Linked DNA regions of Homo sapiens: region 2 is linked to region 1. A link is a contact called in ENCODE Hi-C or POLR2A ChIA-PET data. All regions are on one chromosome and are shown on one strand. The core of a region is the stretch at or near the end of the contact, and the rest is flanking DNA. Distances in the headings are between cores, read along the strand shown. Region 1 overlaps RNF169 (ring finger protein 169). Region 2 has its middle 47 kb from the start of OR2AT4.

The links. Hi-C counts contacts between places; a loop is a spot of excess contacts on that map. ChIA-PET counts read pairs that join two places held with the same protein, here RNA polymerase II (POLR2A). Pooled maps may share reads with other maps.
Region 2: a loop to region 1 is called in a pooled map, with 4 times the contacts of the local background. The contact joins two enhancer-like sites. A Hi-C loop is called at or near these places in 2 of 37 single-sample maps with no recorded cell type and 1 of 50 pooled maps. POLR2A ChIA-PET finds 5 or more read pairs at or near these places in 2 of 52 experiments (BJ and activated T-cell).

What each region holds. Positions count from the first base shown.
Region 1 is chr11:74,780,351-74,786,287 of GRCh38, reverse strand. All of the region lies in intron 1 of RNF169 (ring finger protein 169), which reads right to left. Among named protein-coding and RNA genes, the nearest start is that of RNF169, 34 kb to the right of the region's middle. Within about 2 kb of position 2,592, at least 10 of the 41 ENCODE cell types and tissues checked have a DNase peak (open chromatin) inside an H3K27ac peak, as active enhancers do.
Region 2 is chr11:75,046,718-75,052,654 of GRCh38, reverse strand. No RefSeq gene overlaps it. Among named protein-coding and RNA genes, the nearest start is that of OR2AT4, 47 kb to the left of the region's middle. Within about 2 kb of position 2,899, at least 3 of the 41 ENCODE cell types and tissues checked have a DNase peak (open chromatin) inside an H3K27ac peak, as active enhancers do.

The sequences.
Region 1 (5,937 bases), core at 1,343-3,842:
GCAACAGAGCAAGACTTCAACTCTTAAAAAAAAAAAAAAAAAAGAAACAGGCCAGGCACAGTGGCTCACGCCTGTAATCCCAGCACTTTGGGAGGCCAAGACAGGCAGATCACAAGGTCAGGAGATCAAGACCATCCTGGCTAACATGGTGAAACCCCGTCTCTCCTAAAAATACAAAAATTAGCCAGGTGTGGTGACAGGTGCCTGTAGTCCCAGCTACTTGGGAGGCTGAGACAGGAGAATGGTGTGAACCTGGGAGGCAGAGCTTGCAGTGAGCTGAGATCGTGCCACTGCACTCCAGCCTGGGGACAGAACAAGACTCTGTCTCAAAAAAAAAAAAAAAAAAGAAAAGAAAACAAAGATAATGTTCCAACTACTTTGATACATATATTACATGAAAAGTTAAATTCACTTTGGGATATTAAGAAATCTCAAAGTTCATATAAGACCAAGGAGGAACTCAGCATAATGACTGAAATCTTACTATGCCTCTGGCTTGTTTGACTGCAAAAGGTGATGTGCAGGGGTAGAGGTAGGGTACTAATTTACAGTCACCAAAATTAGTACTGATATTAATCAGTTTAGTTGGATTAAGATGAACAATGTTTAATGCTTTAAGGATCATTTTTTGCCCCAACAGGACTGTGCTATATTAAATGACACCGTGCCCAAAAGCTCAAAAATTACATAGAAAGTAAAGTACTTCTTGAATACTAAAACAGTTAAGCATAAAAGGTTGTGAATTGGTCCAAAGTGATATTAACTTAAACATTTAATCCTACGTTCTATCTTAGCTGTACCCTCTAAAAATGCTAAGAAGGAAAAAAAAAATCCTCACTTTTTTTTTGTGGGCTTGCAAAAAGAACGTAACATTAGGTTCAGATACCTGCTCTGTCAATTAAGCGAGAGTATTTAGAAATGTCAAAACTTGAATGATGGAGCCTTGGGAAATTTTATATATAATATATATAACATATATATATATCTCTAATATATATAACATATATATATCTAATATATATAACATATATATCTAACATATATAACATATATATAATATATATAACATATATATATCATATATATATATCATATATATATCATATATATATATCATATATATATATATAAAAATACATGTTGAAGCTTCTCTTTGCCTTAGTCTTCCTGTCTATCAAATGGGGATCAAAATACCGGCCAAGCTACCTCATAGGAATGCGGAAGAGCACAATTAAAAGTAACAGTAGTAGTAACCAATGAAGAATCCCCATAATAAATAAGTAAAAACAGCTAACGTTTAATGAAAAGCACACTCTATGCTAAATGTTGCATGCATGCATATGCACAAGTGCACACATGTACACGTACACATACACAGCAAAGAGTTGACACAGCAGGCCTGTCTATCCTTTTCTTTCTTTCTAACACATCAGTGGGAGAAGATGTCTATCCTTAAAAAGGCCTGCTTCCAAGGCTTGCCCTTGGCTGGTGCCTAGAAACTTGGATGTTAGGAGGGTTCCCACCCTCCTTAACTGATGAGTTGTTCACTGTACCTAAACTACAGAAACAATATAATTATGCCAAACATCTGCTTTCCTGCGGGGAATCTGAAATTCTAGCACATGCTAGGTAGAGGGTGCCTATGTGATCAGCTAATATAAACCCCAATCACTAAGTCTCTAACGAGTTTCCCTGGTTGAGAACATTTCATACGTTGTCACAACTCCTCGCTAGGGTATTAAGCACACCTTGTGTGCCTCCACTGAGAGAGGACTTCAGAAGCTTGTGATGGGTTTTCCCCAGACTTTGTCCCACACACCTTCTCCCTCTACTGATTTTGCTCGGTGTCTTTTCACTGTAATAAATCACAGCACAGAATACAACTACGTATTGAGTCCTTTAAGTCCCCCTAGCAAATCAGTGAACCTGTGGGTGGTCTTGGAGACCTCCCAACACACACATACAACACATGTCATGAACTGAAAATCTCTTTAGATCATAGTTTCAATCTCAGAAATGAAGGCAACACATCAGATAACTTCTAAAGTTAGTGATTCAGTAACAATACTTTGATTTCACTTTTATTTCCTACTCAATATGTTTCTCTAAATTTTTTAAATCTCCATTAAAGTATAATATTATAGGTAAAATGCTATTAGGATTTCAAACTTAATATTAAGAGTATGTATAACATCAAAATAATTTATTTGAAGCCTTGTGAAATGTGGTGTTTCAATCTACCTGGACTATTATGAGAAAGGAACCAGGAAAAGGCCAGAAAAATGAAGATCTCCCCCTTTTAAATCAAAGTCTCATAACATCTCTTAAAGATGAATGGAGAACATGTATGCATTCAACAGTATCAATTATGCCAAGACAGTTATTATGAACCTTTCAGTTTCCCAGATTTTTAATAAAGAACAATCACATACAATAAAACAATTGTTACTGCTGATGTGAGACTTTACTTTTCTTAATTTTCTCTTTACTTCCCTTTCCTTCCTGGGGTCACATGTCAGCTTCCTCCACCCGAAAAGAGGAAATTGTGGGTGAAATGAAAGCAATACTACCCCACCACAAAGCAGAGCAACAAGATGTCAAGTCAGAACCAGGAAAGGCAACATCATCTTCCTCAGTCCAGAGGAGTTAGTCACAAAGCTACCAATCCTTCTACCAGCTTTTACAGGGATTTTTAAGTGTTTAGTAGCACTGAAGCAATAACTCACCCTTCCTTCACCTCACAGAACAGAAATGCTGGAAACTACTTCAGGTGTCACTGAGATACTGAATATCTTAGCATTCATAAATGAATCTAATGGTTGAAGTACTTTCTTAATGCCTATCCTTTGACTATTACTATACTTAACAGGAAGAGCAACGCTCTAAGGATATGATGCCTTAAGAATGACATGCACCTGTGGCCAGTGACCTAAAATGAATCTTATGTGAATTACAGGAACAGCTATAGTTCCCTGAAGATCCTTCCTGAAAAAGGATTTTCTCTCAGCCAGAGTGATTGCTTATTAATAAAGGCAAAAAAAAAAACAAAACAAACTACAAGATAGGCATGTTGCTAATTGCATTAAACCATCAGGAATGAAGTGTCATTGCCAAAGCATCCACACTCAATGCAAAATTTAAAAAAGAACCTCACTCAACTGTGATGGGAAGATGCTATCCCAAAAACTCAAATCCAAAGGAAAGCATCCCTTGGTACCTGAGTATGCGTGAGTTTTTACCCCTGTACATTCATTTTCTATGAGTGCAGCAGAATGAAAAAGAATTTTGGACTTACTGAGTCCCAAGACCAAGACACTCATTTGAATAGTCCCACTTACTAGCTATTTGTCTTTGAACAAATTAAAAAAAAAAAAAAAAAACCTCTTTGCACATGAATTTCCTCATGTGTAACTTGGTAATAATACAACCATATATCAGAACTATAGACAAGATTAAATTAATGATGAATTCAAAAGCTTGTAAACTGCTGTTTGCCAAATTATTTAGCACTACACAAATATATAGTTATATATAATATAGTTATACTAATATGTTATAAAATGGTTAACTGAGGACTAATGTGTTTTCTTTAAATACACAGAGACAATTTTCTGTAATCAGAAGAGTTGATGCTATACCACTTATATTTCAACATGCCATAAGGGGCCATCCATATCAGTGGTCCCCAGCCTTTCTGGCACAAGGGACCAGTTTTCTGGAAGACAGTTTTTCCACTGACTGGTGTAGGGGTTGCGGGGGGAGCAGATGGTTGAGATGAAACTGTTCCACCTCAGATCATCAGGTATTAGCTTGTCATAGGACAGCACAGCCTACCTAGATCCCTTGCATGCACAGTTCACAATAGGGTTCATGCTCCTATGAGAATCTAATGCTGCCACTCATTTGCTGTGTGGCCGTGTTCCTAATAGGCCATGGACTGGTACCAGTCCGCAGCCCAGGGGTTGGGGACCCCGATCTATATGACGTGGATCTGCCTACCTCTTCATCTTCATACCACTTCATGCCCTGCCTATTTTACATTCCATCAACAACTATGATTCTTGCCCTAAACCATGCTATTTCTGCCTCTATGCCTCTGCCTGAAATGCCCTCACTTTCCACACTTAACTCTCCACCAGCCGCTTCATAGGAAGCTAAAAACAACTCATCCTTAAAACTCAGTTTAAATTTGTACAAAGCGTAAGATAATAAAACAAAGCCAAAAGATGAACTTGGAAAAAGTACTTGCCACACATATAATAAAAGGCTAATTTCCATCTCTACCACCACCAGTAGCATCATTACAGTGGTTGGCAGTTATGTAGCATGCCAGGCCCACTTCTATGCCCTGAATATTAACTAACTCAACTTCATAATGACTCTATGGGAAGGTGCTATGGTTATCCACATTTTACAGATGAGGAAACTGAGGTACACAGAGTTTCATTTGCTAAGGCTACCACTGCTGTAAGTGAAAGAGCTATGATTTAACACAAGCAATCTAGATCCAGGGTCTGCCTGTGCACTTACCCACTATGCCTTATATATATGTATGAGCCTAACAACCCCATACAACAATGGATAAAGGACATGCATAGGCAGTTCATAGTATAGAAAAATAAAAACTAAGAACAAAACACTTTTGTATCAAGTTGGTAAAGAACAAAAAGTTTCATAAGACCAGAGTTAGCAAAGCTATGCTTTATCTTAAAGATATATATGTGTACAAATATATACATACAAGAATGTTCACTGCTGATTACTCGCCATACTAAAGACTGGGAACAACCTAAATGTCCTTCAAATAAAGATTGATTAACTAATTAGATGATGGGGACACACATGGATCTATTTCTGTACTGTCTGGTTTTATTCCTCTTCTGGTCTCTGGGTTTATCTGTAGTTTTTGTTAGAATGTCATTCATTGTGTATGAAAAACTATAAAGGCCCTGGGTGATGTTATATTCCTACAGAGGATCCACCATCTTCTCTGATAGGCAGTTAGAATGAGGGGGCAGATCACTTCACAATCCAAACATGACATGAGCTGACTCAAAGACGGCTGCAGTATAAAGCTTCTACAGCTCATTCTCCCCTAGTTTGTAGCCCTCCAAGGATCCAACTGAGATCAGTGTTTCCCGAGCCTATCTTCCTTGAAAGATCATGAACTTTTTCTCCTCAACACTGGAGAACTGTTAGAGTCTGCCTTGCTTTTCAGTAGCTTTCTGTGAGGGTTCTTAGCCTTTTACCCCGCACAGTTAACAATCAGCAAACACCCTGGGAGCTAGGTAGCGGGGAAGTAGGTGGAGAGGGCAAGAGGCTATACATCTCTTCTCTTTGGGATCTTGGACCCTCAGGTTCTGGTTGCCTTGGCAGCTCTGAACTACAATTTTTGTATCCTCAGTCTCATGAAGAAAGCACCACTGACGTTTTTGCCTCTTAATAGCTGCACTCTCATTTTGCCAAGAATCCACAAATGTCTGAAATCCTGGCTGCCTTGGCAACTTACAATGCCTTCATATAGATTTTTTTAAATCAAGCTTTTCTAGTTATTCTCAACAGGAGTTTTTGTCTGCTACAATCTGCTTCATCATAGCCAGAAGCAAAATCTACATATTTCATAAGCAGTGGAGAAGATAAGATTTTCATGATGAAACTACAAGCCAAAAATTAAAACCATTTTTTAAAGTATGAAATGATGCACATCATAAGGCAAGCGTGCATACATAAGTAAATCTGAGGAAAGGAAAAAGGATCAATGAGGCTGAATTCTTAAAGGCAAGGCTTCCTGGAGGAGGTGAATTATGTTAGGCATTAAGAACAAGTACTAGTGAGGAAAAAGCCATTTCTGGCAAAGGAAACTTCACAAGCAAAGGCAGAAGTGACTATGTTGTGTCAGATAGACTGGAATAGGGTGTGTGGGCAGTAATGCTGGAT
Region 2 (5,937 bases), core at 1,650-4,149, 270 kb before region 1:
AAATAATGGCCAAACAGTTCCCAAATTTGCTGAAAGACATCAATCTACACATCCAAGAAGCTAAACAAACCTCAAGTAGGAGAAACTCAAAGACATTCACACCAATATACATTATAATCAAATTGTCAAAAGACAAAGAGAGAGTCTTGAAAGCAGCAAGAGAGACCTGAATAGTCACATGCAAGGGATCCTAAGGAAGACTTACAGATGATTTCTCATCAGAAACCACAAAGACCAGAGGGCAGTGAATTGATATATTTAAAGTGATAAAAGAAAAACAAGTCTGTCAACCAATAATTCTATATATGGCACAATGATTCTTCAAAATGAAATAGAAATTAAGACATTTTCAGATAACAAAGGTTGAGGAAGCTCATCACCAGCAGACCTTCCCTATAAGAAATACTAAGGAAAGTTCTTTCAGTTAAAATGAAAGGATAGTAACAATAAATTGATGCCATATAAAGAAAAAAGATAAGATCTCTGGTAAAGATAACTACACAGATAAATATAAAAATCTAGTATTATTGTATGTTTGGTATATAAATCACTTCTTTTTCCTATATGATTTAAAAGACAAATAAATACAAGAAAAATTATTAATCTATGTTAACAGGAACACAATTTCTAAAGATGTAATTTGTGACAATAACATAAAGGAGGAGAAGACAGCTGTACAGGCACAGAGTTTCTGTATGCTATTGAAGCTAAGCAGGTATCAATTCAAACTAGATTATTATGAATTTAGAATGTTAGTTGTAATTCTTAGGGTAACCATTAAGAAAGTATCTTTAAGATATCCAGAAAAAAAAATGAGGAGGGAATCAAAATGGCACACTACAAGAAAATCAACTAAACACAAAAGAAGGCAGTAGTAAAGGAATTAAGGAACAAAAAAAGATACGACATAAAAAACAAGTAGCAAAATGGCAGAAACAAGCCCTTCTTTACCAGTAATTTCTTTAAAAGAAAATGGATTATATTCTCCAGTTAAAAAGCAGAGATTAGAAGAATGTATTTTTTAAAAAGTATTATCCAGCTATATACTATCTATAAAAGACTCATTTTAGATCCAAAGACAAATACCTTGAATGTGAAAGTATATCAAAATATATCTCATGTGGGGAAAGATGGCAGATAGGAGGCAGGACTAGCATGCAGCTCCCACTCGGATGGATAGAATAGCATGTGGAGACTTTTGCTCCAAGAACTACCACAAGAACATACCAGGAAAGCCAAGAGAATCTACAGAGCCTTTGAAGGAACTGGATCACCAATCCAGGCTCCCTGAGATGCCAAAAAACTGTGAGTCTGCTTGGTTTCTCAACAGGAAGGCTCGTGGTCTGGAGCAAGTTCTCAGCCCAGGTCACTGGCTGCCTGGAAATAGACGTGGTACTGTTGTGGGGGCACAGTGGGAGTGACGCTGGCCTTTAGCACTGCGGGCTGCATGGGAGCAAGGTGAGGCCTTAGACTGCCAACTTTCCCCACTTCCTTGGTGACTCAGAAGAGGCAGCCATAATCCCCTTGGGAATATAACTCCATTGGACTGGGAACCACACCCCCTGACACAGGAGCCACAGCAAGCCCCGCCAAATGAGAGGCTGAGCTCAGACACACCTATCCCTGCTCCCACCTGGTGGTCTTTCTCTACCTGCCCTGCTAGCTGAAGACAAAAGTTATAATCTCTTGGGATCTCTATGGCCCTGCCCACCGCCTGAGAAACCAGAATACTTAACCAGGTTTGCATCCTTCCTATAAAACCACAGCCAATGTGATCTTGCAAGTGCCACCTCCCGACTGGAGGCCAACCAACACAAAACCGGTGCACCAAACAAAAACACAACCAAGGATCCTCACAGAGTCCACTTCACTCTCCCGCTACCTCCACCAGAGCAGGTGCTGGTAGCCATGGCTCTAAGACCTCAAGATAGATCACATCACAGGACTCTTTGCAGACACTCCTAGTACCAGCCCAGAGCCCAGTAGTTCCACAGGGTGGCTAGACTCAGAAGAGCAAAAACAGACACTACAGTTCAGCTCTCAGGAAGCCCCATTCCTAGGGGAAGGGGGAGAACACCACATCAAGGGAGCACCCGGTGGGACAAAAGAATTTGAACAGCAGCCCTTGAATCCCAAATCTTCCCTCTGACAGTCTACCCAAATGAGAAGGAATCAGAAAAACAATTCTGATAATATGACAAAGCAAGGTTCTTTAACACCCCCAAAAGATCATACCAGCTTACCAGTGTGAACCCAGAAAATCTGAAATAGGTCTCAATTTAGAAAGTTTATTTTGCCAAGGTTGACGATGCACCCGTGACACAGCCTTAGCAAGTTCTGACGACATGAGCCCAAGGTGGTCAGGGCACAGCTTAGTTTTATACATTTTAGGGAGACATGAGACATTAATCAATATACATAAGAAGTACATTGGTTCAGTCTGGAAAGGCAGGACAACTTGAAGCAAAGGTAGGAAGACTCAAAGTGGGGAGGGGACTTCCAGGTCACAGACAGGTGAGAGGAACAGTTGCATTCTTACGAGTTTCTAATCAGCCTCTTCGAAGGAAGCAATCAGATATGCATCCATGTCAGTGAGCAGAGGGGTGACTTTGAATAGAATGGAAGGCAGGTTTGCCCCAAGCATTTCCCAGCTTGACTTTTCTCTTTAGCTTAGTGATTTAGGGGCCCCAAGATTTATTTTCCTTTCACATCAGCAATGGATCCAAATCAAGATGAAATCTCTGAATTGCCAGAAAAAGAATTCAGAAGGTCGATTATTAAGTTAATCAAGGAGGTGAGAGGAGAGAAAGACCCTCTCACATTGTTTTATATTGTTTCATATTCAGTAAAAACAACAAGGAAGTAAAACCAAAGACAGGCAGCCTGGCGCCAGGCCCGAAACCAGGCCTGGGCCCACCTGGCCTAAACCCAGTAGTTAAAAATCAACTTATGATTTAGAAGCAGATGTTATTCATAGATTCCTTACATTGTATAGAAGAACATTGTGAAACTCCCTGCCCTGTTCTGTTCCTCCCTGACTACCGGTGCATGCAGCCCCTGTCACGTACCCCTTGCTTGCTCAAATCAATCACGACCCTTTCATGTGAAATCTTTAGTGTTGTGAGCCCTTAAAAGGGACAGAAATTGTGCACTCGGGGAGCTCGGATTTTGAGACAGTAGCTGGCTGATGATCCCAGCTGAATAAAGCCCTTCCTTCTACAACTTGGTGTCTGAGAGGTTTTGTCTGTGGATCATCCTGCTACAGAGGTACCAGAGTAAAGTGAAGTCCAACTTAAAGAAATCAAAAACATGATACAGGATATGAAAGGAACATTCTTCAGTGAAATAGATAGCATAAATAAAAAACAATCACAACTTCTGGAAATCAAGGACACACTTAGAGAAATGCAAAATGCACTGGAAAGTCTCAGCAATAAAATTGAACAAGCAGAAGAAAGAAATTCAGAGCTCAAAGACAAGGCTTTTGAATCTGCCCAATCCATCAGAGACAAAAAAGAATTTTTAAAAATGAACAAAGCCTCCAAGGAGTTTGAAACTATGTTAAATGTCCAAACCTAAGAATAATTGGTGTTCTCAAGGAAGAAGATAAATCTAAAAGTATGGAAAACATATTTGAGGAAATAATAGAGGAAAACTTCTCCAGCCTTGCTAGAGATCTAGACATTCAAATACAAGAAGCTCAAAAAACATCTGGGAAATTCATCACAAAAAGATCATCGCCTAGGCACATAGTCATCAGGTTATCTAAAGTCAAGACAAAGGAAAGAATCTTAAGAGCTGTGAGGCAAAAGCATCAAGTAACCCATAAAGGAAAACTTATCAGATTAACAGCAGAAACCCTACAAGCTAGAAGGGATTGAGGTCCTATTTTTAGCCTCCTTAAACAAAACAAGTATCAGCCAATAATTTTGTGAAACTAAGCTTCATACATGAAGGAAAGATACATTCTTTTCCAGACAAACAAATGCTGAGAGAATTCGCCACTACCAAGCCAGCACTACAAGAACTGCTAAAAGGAGCTCTAAATCTTGAAACAAATCCATGAAATACACCAAAACAGAACCTCCTTAAAGCATAAATCTCATGGGACCTATATAATAATAACACAATGAAAAAAAAAACCCAAGGTATTCAGGCAAAAAAATAGCATTATGAATAGAATAGCTCTTCATATCTCAACACTAACATTGAATGTGTATGACCTAAATGCCCCACTTAAAAGATACGGAATGGCAGAATGAATAAGAATTCACCAATCAAGTTTCTACTGTCTTCAGGAGACTCACCTAACACATACGGATTCACATAAACTTAAGGTAAAGGGGTGGAAAAAGATATTCCATGCAAATGGACACTAAAAATGAGCAGGAGGAGCTATTCTTATATCAGACAAAATAAACTTTAAAGCAACAACAGTTATAAAAGACAAAGAGGGACATCATATAATGATAAAAGGACTAGTCGAGCAGGAAAATATCACAATTCTAAATATAGATGCACCTAACACTGGAGCTCTCAAATTTATAAAACAATTACTACTTGACCTAAGGAGATAGGCAGCAACACAATAATAGTGGCGGACTTTAATACTCCACTGACAGCACTAGACAGGTCATCAAGACAGAAAGTCTACAAAGAATCAATGGACTTAAACTATATTCTACAACAAAAGGACTTAACAGATATTTACAGAACATTCTACTCAACAACTGCAGAATATACATTCTATTCATCAGCACATGGCACATTCTCCAAGACAGACCATATGATAGGCCACAAAACAAGTCTCAGTAAATTTAAGAAAACTGAAATTGTATCAAGTACTCTCTCATACCACAGTAGATTAGAACTGGAAATCAACTCCAAAAGGAACCCTCAAAACCAGGCAAATACATAGAAATTAAATAACCTGCTCTTGAATGATCACTGGGTCAACAATGAAATCAAGAGGGAAATTTAAAAATTCTTTGAACTGAATGATAATAGTGATTTCACCAGTGGAGAGTGTCCAGGCTCTTGGCATCTTGAACAAAGAACTGGACAAAACACACAAACAAAGCAGGGAAGGGATGAACAGGTTTATTGAAAAAATGAAAGTACACTCCACAGCGTGGGAGTGGGCCAAAGCATAGGAGCTCAAAGGCCCCGTTACAGAATTTTGGGGAGTTTAAATACCCGCTAGAGGATTCCATTGGTTACTTTGGGTACACCCTATGTAAATGGAGAGGATGAAGTAAAGTTACAAAGTCATTTATGGCATACGCCCTATGGAGAGGATATTTCCTGTCATAGCTGAAGTGTGAATCAGCCTTATGTTCCCTACCTCCAGACCCTATTTTCCTGCCTCAGTGACATAACCTATCAAAACCTCTGGAGTACAGCAAAAGCAGTGTTAAGAGGAAAGTTCATACCATTAAATGCCCACATCAAAAAGTCTGAGAGAGCACAAATAGATAATCTAAGGTCACATCTCATGGAACTGGAGATGTAGCAGGACAAGCTGCAGACAAAATTCCTTAGACACAGGGTTAAAGAACGAAGGAGCTTTATTCGGCTGGGAGCTTCAGCAGACTTGCATCTCAAAAGCTGAGCTCCCCAAGTGAGCAATTCCTGTCCCATTTAAGGGCTTACAACTCTAAGGGGGTCCATGTGAGAGGGTTGTGATCGATTGAGCCAGCACGGGGTACGTGACTGGGGGCTGCATGCACCAGTAATTAGAATGGAACAGAACAGGACAGAGATTTTCACAATGCTTTTCCATGCAATGTCTGGAATCTATAGATAACACAAGCAGTTAGGTCAGGGGTTGATTTTTAACTACCAGGCCCAGGGCTTGCATCGGGCTATCTGCCTGCGGATTTCATTTCTGACTTTTAGTTTTTACTTCTTTCTTTGGAGGCAGAAATTGGGCATAAG